Regions from separate parts of the Homo sapiens genome. Here region 2 is linked to region 1. Evidence: read pairs that join two places in POLR2A ChIA-PET (ENCODE). Cell type or tissue: CD4-positive, alpha-beta T cell. All regions are shown on one strand. Links, peaks and the distances in the headings refer to the core of each region. The heading gives the core; the rest is flanking DNA.

Evidence for each region. ChIA-PET counts read pairs that join two places held together with the same protein. Peaks named below come from ENCODE experiments on the same cell type or tissue, not always from the same donor. Only the 100,000 strongest peaks of a DNase experiment are listed, where the experiment ranks them.
Region 2: POLR2A ChIA-PET joins it to region 1 with 19 read pairs; 11 of 35 experiments call an interaction of 5 or more read pairs at or near these places.

Annotation. Positions count from the first base shown.
Region 1 is chr19:5,825,965-5,831,254 of GRCh38, reverse strand. It overlaps NRTN (neurturin), which reads right to left. Exons shown (of 3, transcript NM_004558.5): 3 at 2,931-3,506. The coding sequence ends at 3,082. It overlaps FUT6 (fucosyltransferase 6), which reads left to right. Exons shown (of 3, transcript NM_000150.4): 3 at 1-847. Among named protein-coding and RNA genes, the nearest start is that of FUT6, 11 kb to the left of the region's middle. RefSeq lists silencers at 2,145-2,194, 2,895-3,224, 3,395-3,464, 4,263-4,557 and an enhancer at 2,832-3,520. In CD4-positive, alpha-beta T cell, for the core only: no CTCF peak of the experiment used is centred there; DNase peaks (open chromatin) are centred at 1,804, 3,164 and 4,564; H3K4me3 peaks cover 1,935 bases; H3K27ac peaks cover 615 bases; H3K27me3 peaks cover 270 bases.
Region 2 is chr19:5,959,078-5,964,506 of GRCh38, reverse strand. All of the region lies in intron 1 of RANBP3 (RAN binding protein 3), which reads left to right. Among named protein-coding and RNA genes, the nearest start is that of RANBP3, 16 kb to the left of the region's middle. RefSeq lists enhancers at 1-481, 482-1,033, 1,167-1,814, 2,409-2,628, 3,112-3,761 and 1 more and a silencer at 2,089-2,138. In CD4-positive, alpha-beta T cell, for the core only: no CTCF peak of the experiment used is centred there; a DNase peak (open chromatin) is centred at 2,276; H3K4me3 peaks cover 1,315 bases; H3K27ac peaks cover 5,000 bases.

The sequences.
Region 1 (5,290 bases), core at 291-5,290:
CCTGGGATTTCACATGCTGGCTTCCAGGAGCGTCCCCTGCGGAAGCCTGGCCTGCTGGGGATGTCTCCTGGGGACTTTGCCTACTGGGGACCTCGGCTGTTGGGGACTTTACCTGCTGGGACCTGCTCCCAGAGACCTTCCACACTGAATCTCACCTGCTAGGAGCCTCACCTGCTGGGGACCTCACCCTGGAGGGCACTGGGCCCTGGGAACTGGCACCCATGGGGCCCCACCCATGAGTGATGGTTCTGGCTGATTTGTTTGTGATGTTGTTAGCCGCCTGTGAGGGGTGCAGAGAGATAATCACCGCACCGTTTCCAGATGTAATACTGCAAAGAAAACCGATGATGAGGCCGGGTGCGGTGGCTCACACCTGTAATCCCAGCACTTTGGGAGGCCGAGGCAGGCGGATCACAAGGTCAGGAGATCGAGACCATCCTGGCCAATATGGTGAAACCCGTCTCTACTAAAAATACAAAAATTTGCCGGGCGTGGTGGTGCATGCCTGTAATCCCAGCTACTTGGGAAGCTGAGGCAGGAGAATCGCTTGAACCAGAGAGTCGGAGGTTGCAGTAAGCCGAGATCGCGCCACTGCACTCCAGCCTGGCGACAGAGCGAGACTCTGTCTCAAAAAAAAAAAAAAAAAAAAAAAAAATTAGCTGGGTGCGGTGGCCGGTGCCTGTAATCCCAGCTACCCAGGTGGCTGAGACACAAGAATCGCTTGAACCCAGGAGGCAGATGTTGTAGGGAGCCATGATCGCACCACTGCACTCCAACCTGGGCGACACAGTGAGACTGTCTCAAGAAAAAAAAAAAAAGGGGGGAGTGTCCCTTTCTGAGTGTGCAATTCTGTGTGGAAGGTGACTGTGTAGGATCATGGGTCCTGCCTGCTGAGCCCTTATGGGTGGTGATCTCTGTGTCTTGTGAGTGTGCTTGTGTGTGTGTGTGAGAGAGACCCTCATCCGGTGTGCCGATGCGCTGATGACAACCGCAGCCCCAGGGAACTGCAGGGGCTTCTCGGTTTATTTATGTTCCAATTCCCTGGTGGGCTGGGCCCGCGCCCTGTGGTTGGGACGCTGGATCTGGGTGGGAGACAGGAAGGCCGAGGTCCGGGAGGCCCCGGAGGGTGGGCAACACTCACACACACATGCACACTGTGGCAGGGGAGCTTCGGGGGGGCGGCAGACCCCTGATGGTCAGCTTTCTCGCTGTGTGTCCTGGGCTGAACAACACTCCTCTCTGAGGCCAGGCCATCTAGGATGGGGAAACTGAGGCTCGGAGTAAGCGTCACTTGGGCTTCCGCAGCGTCTGGGAACTCCGGCCTCTCTGCGGAGGCCGGGCTGAGTCGGCCCAAAGGGTGGAGGAATCCACCACCTTAAACCTCAGAGTCAGAAGACTGCGGGGGTAGGCGGGGACCCCAGCCAGCGGCAGCCCTGAAACTGCTTCCCAAGCAGATCACCCGCCTGGCCGCCAAGCCCTGCTCTCAGGGCTCCCTGGAAGTCCTGCTGATTAGCCGCCTTGAGTGTCTCCAGCTGTAGCTGTGGGTCCCCGGGAGCCAGGGGCTAGGGATGTTCCTTCATGGCTGGGTGATTCTCCCTGGGGGCGGTTTCCGATCTGCGCCCTCCAGCTTTGCGGGGGGTGGGGGGATGCGGGCTGAGCCTGGGAAGGGACACTGTGGTTAGAGGGTGGTCCTAAGGGCAGACGTGTGGGAAGGAGGGGAGGGGGCCCAGCTAAGGAGAAGGGTTGTAGCCTTGGGAACCCCCAGTCTGAGGGGCAGGAGGGGAGGAGTCTCGCCTCGCCGGTGCCTGCTCTGGGCTCGCAGTGCCCGCCCCTTCCCCGCCCCTCAGACCGACCGTGGGACCCGCCGACCCCTCCCGCGCTCTGGCAACCCAACACCCGAGGCCTGCCAAGCATCAAGGTGACACCGTGGGGAAATCTAAACACCGAGCCGGGCTTTTTCCATACTCCGCAGGGGCTCGTCGTAAATCCCCCCCGTGGAGGCCCGGCCAGGGCTTTTATGGGCCGAGGACCCAGGTCTCTGGGGACCCAGCTCTACACCAGCAGGCGCCGGCTTCGGGCTGGATGGGGCTGGCGCCCGCCCCAGGCCTCTCCCCGCCGGGAGGTGGGCAGCGTGCGGGTATTTTTAGTAGCTGGTGGAAGGAGATAGTGGCTTTCAGCTCACCCTGGTGGGCGAAGACCGGCCCGAGGAGGCCGTCGGATAAGGGAGGCCCAGGTCCACCTGGACCTCACTCTCCTCACCCCCAGAGTGGCTCCCCCTTCCTAGAAACCCACATAGCGGGATCAGTGCGGACAGGGAGACGCTGGGGAACTGATTCCACCTGGATCTCAGGCTCCTCACCCACAGTGTCTCCCCCTTTCCCCCTCTCCAGAAGTCCACACAGCAGAGAGGTGCAGTCAGGAACAAGCTGGGGAAACTGGGTCCACCTAGACCTCAGTCTCTTCATCCCAGAAGCGAGAGGTGCAGTCAGCGACAATCTGGGGAAACTGGGCCCACCTAGACTTCAGTGTCTTCATCCCAGAAGCCCGCACCGCGGAGAGGTGCGGAAGGGAACAAGCTGGGGAAACGGGGTCCACCTAGACCTCGGTCTCTTCATCCGAGCGTAGCTTCCCTTTCCCCTCCCCAGAAGCCCACACAGCGAAGAGGTGCGGACCGGAACACGCTCGGGACGGGCAGAGGGACCCGTAGGGAGGCAGGAAGGACGGTCCCTGCCAACATAGCCCCATTCACCCCATTTTCCTTTTTGTCCGCCATAAACTGGACCCACTTTGCATCTACCCTTCCCCCAAAGCAAACAGCATCCTCCCACTACCCTGCAGCTGGGCCCCCCCCACTGGTCCCCGCTTTCCCGGTGGAGACGGCGACGTGGCCCACACGCGAGCCCCTCGCCGAGGATGAATCACCAGCCAGCTCGAGTTGCCACACTTTATCTCAGTACAGTTATCGCGAGAGTCCCGGGGCCGCGCCGGCGTGCTCTACGCACGCGCAGTCTTTCGCGGGGCCGGCCAGTGGTGCCGTCGAGGCGGGGGGAGTGGCCGCCGCGCCGGCCGAGTGAGGTAGGGTCACACGCAGGCGCACTCGCGCGCCGACAGCTCGTGCACCGTGTGGTAGCGGCTGTGCGCGTCCAGGAAGGACACCTCGTCCTCGTAGGCCGTCGGGCGGCAGCAGGGCTGCGCGCGCACCCGCTCCCGCCGCAGGCGCCGCCGCTGGCGCAGTCGTCGCAGCCCGAGGTCGTAGACGCGCGCGGCAGCCTCGCAGGCGCCTGCGCAGTAGCGGAACAGCACCGTCTCGTCGGACGCGTAGCCCAGGCCCAGCTCGCTCACGCGCACCTCCAGCTCGCGCAGCCCGCAAGGCCGCGCCCCCAACCGCGCACGCGCGCGCCGCCGCCGGGGCCCCGCCCGACGGCGCGGACCTGGGGGCCGCCCAGCCCAGGGCGTCAGCTCGCGCAGCTCCATCGCATCCGGGGCCCCCTGCAGGAGTGCACGGTCTGCGAGGGGAGGAAGAGAAAGGAGGGGGGGTCAGTGGGTGCAGGGGGTGGGAGGGAGCCCCCTACCCTCTCTGTACCCCTGCAAACGAAGACCCTTGCTGGGACGCCAGGCCTAGACGGCTTCTCGTCTCACTCCCAGGTCCCAAATTTCCCCACCCTCTTGCTGAGCTGCTCATGCACCCTCTCTGGGCGGCACTGGGGGGCACGTACACACTCACACCCCTACGCTGGTCCAAAACCCCTTTCTGAACCCTGAGCCTATATTGGCTGCCCAGAACCTGGTCCATCCTTTCTGGGCCGCTTTCCAGCCCGTCTCACCTTGAGCTGAGCTGACCGGGGTCTCTAACTCACCTCCTCTGGGCCCCTCTCTCACCCCATTGCTGCTCCATTCTCCTCGTCCTCCATCGCAAATCTATCTGGACCCCGCCCCTATGCTGGGCTGCCCCAGGACACTGGTGCATCCTCTCTGGGCAGCACTGGGGGGCTGCTTCCCATGCCCTATCCCTCTTTAGTGAGGTTGTCATAGGTCTCTAGAGCCCCCTCTTCAGGCCCCGACGTCTGCTCTGAGGCCCCGGGCTTTTCAGACTCCCTCCATCCCCACTGCCCCGCTGTGCAGTGGAGCCTCAGTTTCCCTATCCAAGAAATGAATCGGGGTGTTTGGGTTTCTCAGAATGCAGAGGAGCAGCAGGTACCGCAGCCTACTGCATCCGAAGCCTGTGTGGGGACCCCACTCCATGGAGTGGCAGCAGCTACTGTCAAGGCCACCCCCATGTGACAGGTGACAAAACGGACCATCCCAAGGTCACATCATTAGCAGGTGGCCGAGAGAGAGCGACAGAGGCGGGCTTAAAGGTCATTCTTCCTGCCTTCATCGTTCACCCAAGTTTGGCCCAGGTCCAGCCGCTTTCTCCCACACTCGCCAGGAGGTGCCCAAGTCACCGATTCCCAGGGCCTGGCAGCCTAAATTTATTACCCAAGCGGTGGCTCCACCCCCAAACTCGGAAGCCCCGGGAGAGAACTGCAGACGCTGGAATGACAGGCAGCGCTGCTGGCGGACCTGCAGGCAGGGGACTCCCAGCCCCAGAGCAGGTGGCAGTCACGCTTGTGGTTGGGAGAGGAAATCTTTAGTCCCCACCTGCCCCCCGGGCTGGTGCACCTGGCTGTCAAAAGAATGAGCCTCTGGGTGGCCCTGGGGAAGGAGGGGCTGTCTGTCTCCTGGGGTTTGGTGGGGGAGGAGATGTCTGTTCCCACAGGGGGTCTCAGAAACGAGACAAACCCAGCCTCAGAGCATGACTCTGCCACTTTCGCCACTTGCAACCTCAGGCCTCAGTTTCCCTGTCTGTCCCATGAAGCTTCCATGATCTCTGTCTTGGCCGGGGCTGAGAGGGTGGGAAATCGGTGCGGGGGGTGGGCGATGACTGAGCAACCTAGTCCGTGTTCTTTAAGCCCCGGAGCAGGACTGGAGTGGCCAGGACTGTGCTGGGGGGTTAGGGGGCACACCCAACCCCAGAGGGGTGCATCGAAGCAGACATTTGTGGGCTTGCCCGATACAATACAGGTGCCCGGCTAAATCTGAATTCCATATAAACAATGAATAATCTTTTTTTTTTTTTTGAGACGGAGTCTCGCTCTGTCGCCCAGGCTGGAGTGCAGTGGCGCGATCTCGGCTCACTGCAAGCTCCGCCTCCCGGGTTCACGCCATTCTCCCGCCTCAGCCTCCCGAGTAGCTGGGACTACAGGCGCCCGCCACCACGCCCGGCTAATTTTTTTGTAATTTTAGTAGA
Region 2 (5,429 bases), core at 276-5,275, 130 kb before region 1:
ACGTGTCTCCAGAGGCCGACGCAGTGCTTAGTGCACAGTGGGTGCTGGGATGTGTGGAATTGCTGAGGGAATATTAGGATTGAATCTTTTCATCCTCTGTGCAGCTGGCAGAGTGGTTCCCAGGCTCAACTAGGTGGGACAGAGCACCCTGACAGCCATAGCCACGTGAGGATGACTGGGTGGAGGTGGGGGGGCAGGCCAAGCAGGTCTAAGGGGTTCCCAACATCTGGCAGAAGTTGGAAAGGAGAGCAGAGATGGCCAAGCTTCCTGTGCTGGGGCTGGCTTGCTTCTTAGCCTGTCTGTGCTCATCGCTGGGGCTGCAAAGACCAGGACCAGGACACCGGCCCTGTCCTGGGGAATCCCAGCTGGTCCCATTTTGCATCGGAGCCTCACAAGTGGGTTGAGGGTAGCAGGGGATGGGAGGGAGAGCCAGCACCGTGGGCCCGGATGCCAGCAGGGGCTCACTCCTTTCAGTTTCTGGCCAGGCCATCTTCCCTTGCTGTTTTCCTGGGGTACCAGGGGGCAGCAGGGGACTCTCCCTGGCCTGGGTCTGTGATCATCACAGGATCACAATTGTTGGGCTCAGGCTGGGTGCTGTCTGGGCATGTGAGCTGAGGAGGTTCGCAGGGTAGAGGATGCTAGATGGGACGAGGGTTCTGAATTCAGCAGCAGCCATGTGGGACTTGGTGCACAGTGCCCCTGAAGGCCATGGTGAGGCCAGAGAAGAAGTATGTGGTGGGCCAGAGCACTTCACACATTGTTTGAGGTGACTTGTGTCCAAGGAAGAGGGGCTCAGAATCTCCCCCGCTTCACACACCAGTGTTGTCCACAGTGGTCCTTGAAACGTCATTCTCAGGCCTCATTGTGGATGTCCCTGGAAATGGGGGGGACTCCCTAGTCAAATAACTTTGAGAAGCGTCTGGTCAAATGAGTTTCTTTCCTTTCTCTCTGTTTTTGAGACAAGGTCTCACTCTGTCACCCAGCCTGGAGTGCAGTGGCACGATCATGGCTCACTGCAGCCTCTAACTCCTGGGCTCAAGCAGTCCTCCCACCTCGGCCTCCCAAGTAGCTGGGACTACAGGAGTGCGCCACCATGCCTGGCTATTTGTTTGTTTTTTGTAGAAATAGGGTCTCATTATGTTGCCCAGACAGGTCTTCAACTCCTGGGCTCAAGTGATCCTCCCTCGTCACCCTCCCAAGTGCTGGGATTACAAACATGAGCCACTGTGCCTCGTATTGGTTTTCTAATCTCTTAATATACGGATGTGTAAAGTCAATCTCCAGACAGACTGCATTTTTTACAAACTAGGTTTCAACAGGGAGCATGTTACAGGACCAAAAACAAAAACAAAAAACCCAACCACTTGGTTGACAGATTCTGGGTCAAATAGTCTGCATTTGACTCCTATTTTAATATTAAAGGTCTTCATGGTGGGTCTCTAGAAATCTGCAGTGGTGATCTTCCCTTGACCTGTGAAAGAAAAGCTGGGCTAGGAATTGAAGCAGGTTGTTGAAGCCTCCCTACTTCTGGCCGCCTGTCCATTCCCCAAACTTGAGTTGGAGGTAGCGGTGTTCACACGCTGCTTCCTCACTGGTATAGCCAGAATCAGCCTGGTGATAGGGAATGGCTACGAACAGCAACCCGTGTGTCTGGTGGTCGGGGGCAGTGGGGCGGTCCTGCCTGGAATGGGGCTTGTGTGTCTTGTCTGTTTGCGATAGCCGTGCTGATTTGCAGTTGATCAACCTTTGGCCTGAGTAGAAATGCAGCGTGAGTAACTGACGCTCTGTGTTTTGGGTGCAGATGTGACTAAAGCTCATTTCTACATGTTAGTGCAGTGGCTGGGTCAGTCATGAATGCCAGACCTGCCATCAGCAGGGGTCCCAATGGGCCGAGATGGGCCAAGTTCATCTCCTATTGCTGTATCCTCTTGGTTCCGTTCCTCTGGAGAGCCCTGACCATGGCTCCCTGGGTCCTTGTCCTTGCGGCGTGTGACATTTCATTCACCCTCTAACTGCCGGTTGAGTGCCTGTTAAGTGTGAGGCTCTGTGTTTGGCACTGAGAATACAGAGAGAAACGGAACAGACGAGGCCCCACTTTCTAGAACTTACATCTAGGGGTAGATGCTGTCACCACACACCCCTCTGGGAGTGCCAGGGCTCCACAGTGCCTGGTCACCAAGTGCAAACACGCCCCTCCCTTTCAGTCAGATGTTTTCTCCTGAAGCGTCTGCCCTCAGCTTCCTGTTCTCCACTCTTCCTGTGGCGCCCTGCACAGAATGAGGGCTTAGTAAATATTTGTGAGTACGTAGCAGCTGGTGTTGTGTAGATGAATGACAGAGAGAGGGCCTAGTTCAAACACTCATTGCAGGGTGTTGATGCGGTGTACGCTGGGTGATAGGCTGTTTCAGCTGCTGTGGCCGTGGTCTCCGCGTGCCCCGTGGCAGGATATAAGGCCTGCTCGGGAGGGAGTGCAGCAGGGCAGGCACGCCTCTCACAGTGGGAGCTTCCTGAAGGAGATGGTGTCTGTGCAGGAGTAAGCACTGGCCATGGAAAACAAGGGGAACCACGCGCTCTTGGTAGTGGGACTAAACCAAGCAGAAGTCCAGAAGTGCACCCTAAGTGTGGGACGTGCAGCGACAGCGGGCTTTTCAGTGCCACCACAGTGGGAGGTGGAGGGTGAGTGGCTGGATGTGGCCTGTCTCAAGGTGCTCAGCCTCTAGTCTGTGGGAGACACTGCAGTTTTGTTTTGTTTTGTTTTGTTTTGTTTTGTTTTGAGACAGAGTTTCACTCTTGTTGCCCAGGCTGGAGTGCAATGGCACCATCTCAGCTCACTGCAACCTCTGCGTCCCAGGTTCAAGTGATTCTCCTGCCTCAGCCTCTTGAGTAGCTGGGCTTACAGGTTGCGCCACCACGCCTGGCTCAGTTTTTGTATTTTTAGTAGAGAAGGGGTTTCTCCATGTTGATCAGGCTGGTCTCGAACTCCCGACCTCAGGTGATCCTCCCGCCTCGGCCTCCCAAAATGCTGGGATTACAGGCATGAGCCACTGTGCCCGGCCGACACTGCAGTTTTTGTTTTGTTTTGTTTTGTTTTGTTTTGAGATGGAATCTCGCTCTGTCACCCAGGCTGGAGTGCAGTGGCGCAACCTTGGCTCACTGCAAGCTCAGCCTCCCGAGTTGCTGGGACTAAAGGCACCTGCCACCACGCCCGGCTAATTTTTTGTATTTTTAGTAGAGACAGGGTTTCACCGTGTTAGCCAGGATGGTCTCAATCTCCTGACCTCGTGATCCCCCCACCTCGGCCTCCCAAAGTGCTGGGATTACAGGTGTGAGCCACCGCGCCCGGCCAACACTGCAGTTTTAAGTGTGTGTTTCATGATAGTGCTTCTGGCTGCTCTGTGGAGGCCAGATCTAAGGGAGTGAGAGTAGAGGCAGAGAAGGAAAGGAGGGCTGAATGGTGGCAGGGGTGGGTACAGGAACAAGAGATGGGAGGCAATTGTGGAGGATCTGATTGGACTCCACCCTGGCTTTCTGTTCTCTGGGTGGCTCCTTTCAGAGCTTGACCCTCACGTCCCCTTCCATAGCCTCCCTCTGTCTCCAGCTGGGTCACATGTCCAGGCACAGGACAGGGTTGCTCCATCAGAGGGGCCCTCTCCTGGCCCATGCCCCTCAGCCCTGCCGTGTGTCCAGAAGGCTCCGGGCAGCACCTTGGCACCACAGCCTGCCCAGGCCTCCCATAGTTACTCAAATAGCTGCAGTCCCTTCCGTGCACCTGCAGATCCACCGACACGGTTCTCAACACCAGCGCGCACTCCTCTCCCATCCAAATGGTTCTCTCTCTTCTAGCCCTTCCTTACTAGCCTGGCACCAAGTGTCTTCGCCTCACATTTTCACTAATGTCCTCCTTCCCTCCCCCTTCATGAAGTGTTTGTTGAATCCATAAAGTGTGCCAAGTACTGTTCTCAGGCCATGGGGTACCCAGGGGAACAAAGCAGTCTCGGATCTTATGGAGTTTATATCTTAATGGGTGAGACAGACCATAAACCCATCAATATGGAGTGGATCAGGCAGTGACACTTGCTGTGAAGAGAAAGAAAGCATCTTAGCGTCACTTTGAGGCCTGTCCAAGGTCTCTTCCACAGATGCTGGAGTGCAGCATGTGTGTAATTCAGTCTGCAGTGGCTGGACCGCGCCTCTCTCAGGCCAGAGTCTGTTAGCGACAAGGGGCAGAAATCGAGCTCAAACTGGCTTAAGCAAAAATCAGCACTGATTGGCTTCACTGAAAAGTCTGGGGGCAGAGTTAGCTTTGGGCCAAGCTTGACTCAGGGCCGAACACAGGCCAGATTTAGTCTTCCCCCTCCCTCTGTGACTCTGCTACCTCTGGTTGGCTCTGGTCCAAGGCCCCTCTCGGTGACATGGGATTGCTGGCAGCCTCAGGGTCATTCACCAGCAGCTCAGCAGCCCCAGGATCTCCAGCGAAAGGCCTGGCCTTGTTCATGTGCCATGTGTTAGACGATGCATGCGGGACTCTTCTTGTCAGGCCTGGAGCTGGGGCTGAGCTTGGCTCCATCTGAACTGGGGGACAGGGGGACGAGGGGTGGGTAGCTCCCTAAAGAAAATGGGGTTGGAGAGTGCCAAGCTGGCTCAAACCCTGGCTCCTTCCTGTGCATCTTGTCACCTGGCAGCTGGCAGGGAGGCAAATGCAGAGGTCAGGGCTGGGCTTGTGGGGTACAGGCGTGGCACCGGAAGACCTCTAGGATCCTGGTGGCACACATGGTGTGGATACGCTGCTGCTCTGTCCCAGAGTCCCCCAGCATTCCTTTGACATCATTTATTGCCTGGCATAGGTGCATTCATTCACGTTTGTCAAGCAGCACCTGTGTGCTGTGTTGGCAAGAAGTCTGCTTAGGGAAACCTGGAAGTCTGGTTGGAGACCCCTCTGACCTCCCCTGCTCCCTTGTAGCCCCTGGGTCTCGCGCACGCCACTCACTCCAGTGTTTGCCTTGGCTGTACACGGTGAATCAGACCCTGGTGTGCCGAGGCTTCGGGGAGCATGGTGGGGGGAATGTCACCATCAGTGGGCTGCCTGGCTGTGGACTGATGCCCCAAGGTCAAGACCAGAGTCTGTCCTGCGTCTGCAGGAGTGGGATGGTGTCTGTTTGGTCATCTTGGTGCTGTCCCTTTCTCTCCACCTCAGTCACTACCCACCTGGTCTCCCCACAGCCACTCTCACTCCCTTCCCCAAACTGTTTGCTTTCAACCTAAACCAACCCCAGGCATCCCCTTGCCTTTTATGACATTTCCCCAGCAAGTCAGCATGCCCACCGCCTGCCCCTGGCCCCATCACCCCGCAAGCTGTGACTTCAAGCTGCTGCTGCTCTCCCTTCCAGCTCTTCTTGAGACCCCAGCACAGCCCCCTCTTCTCAGGGACC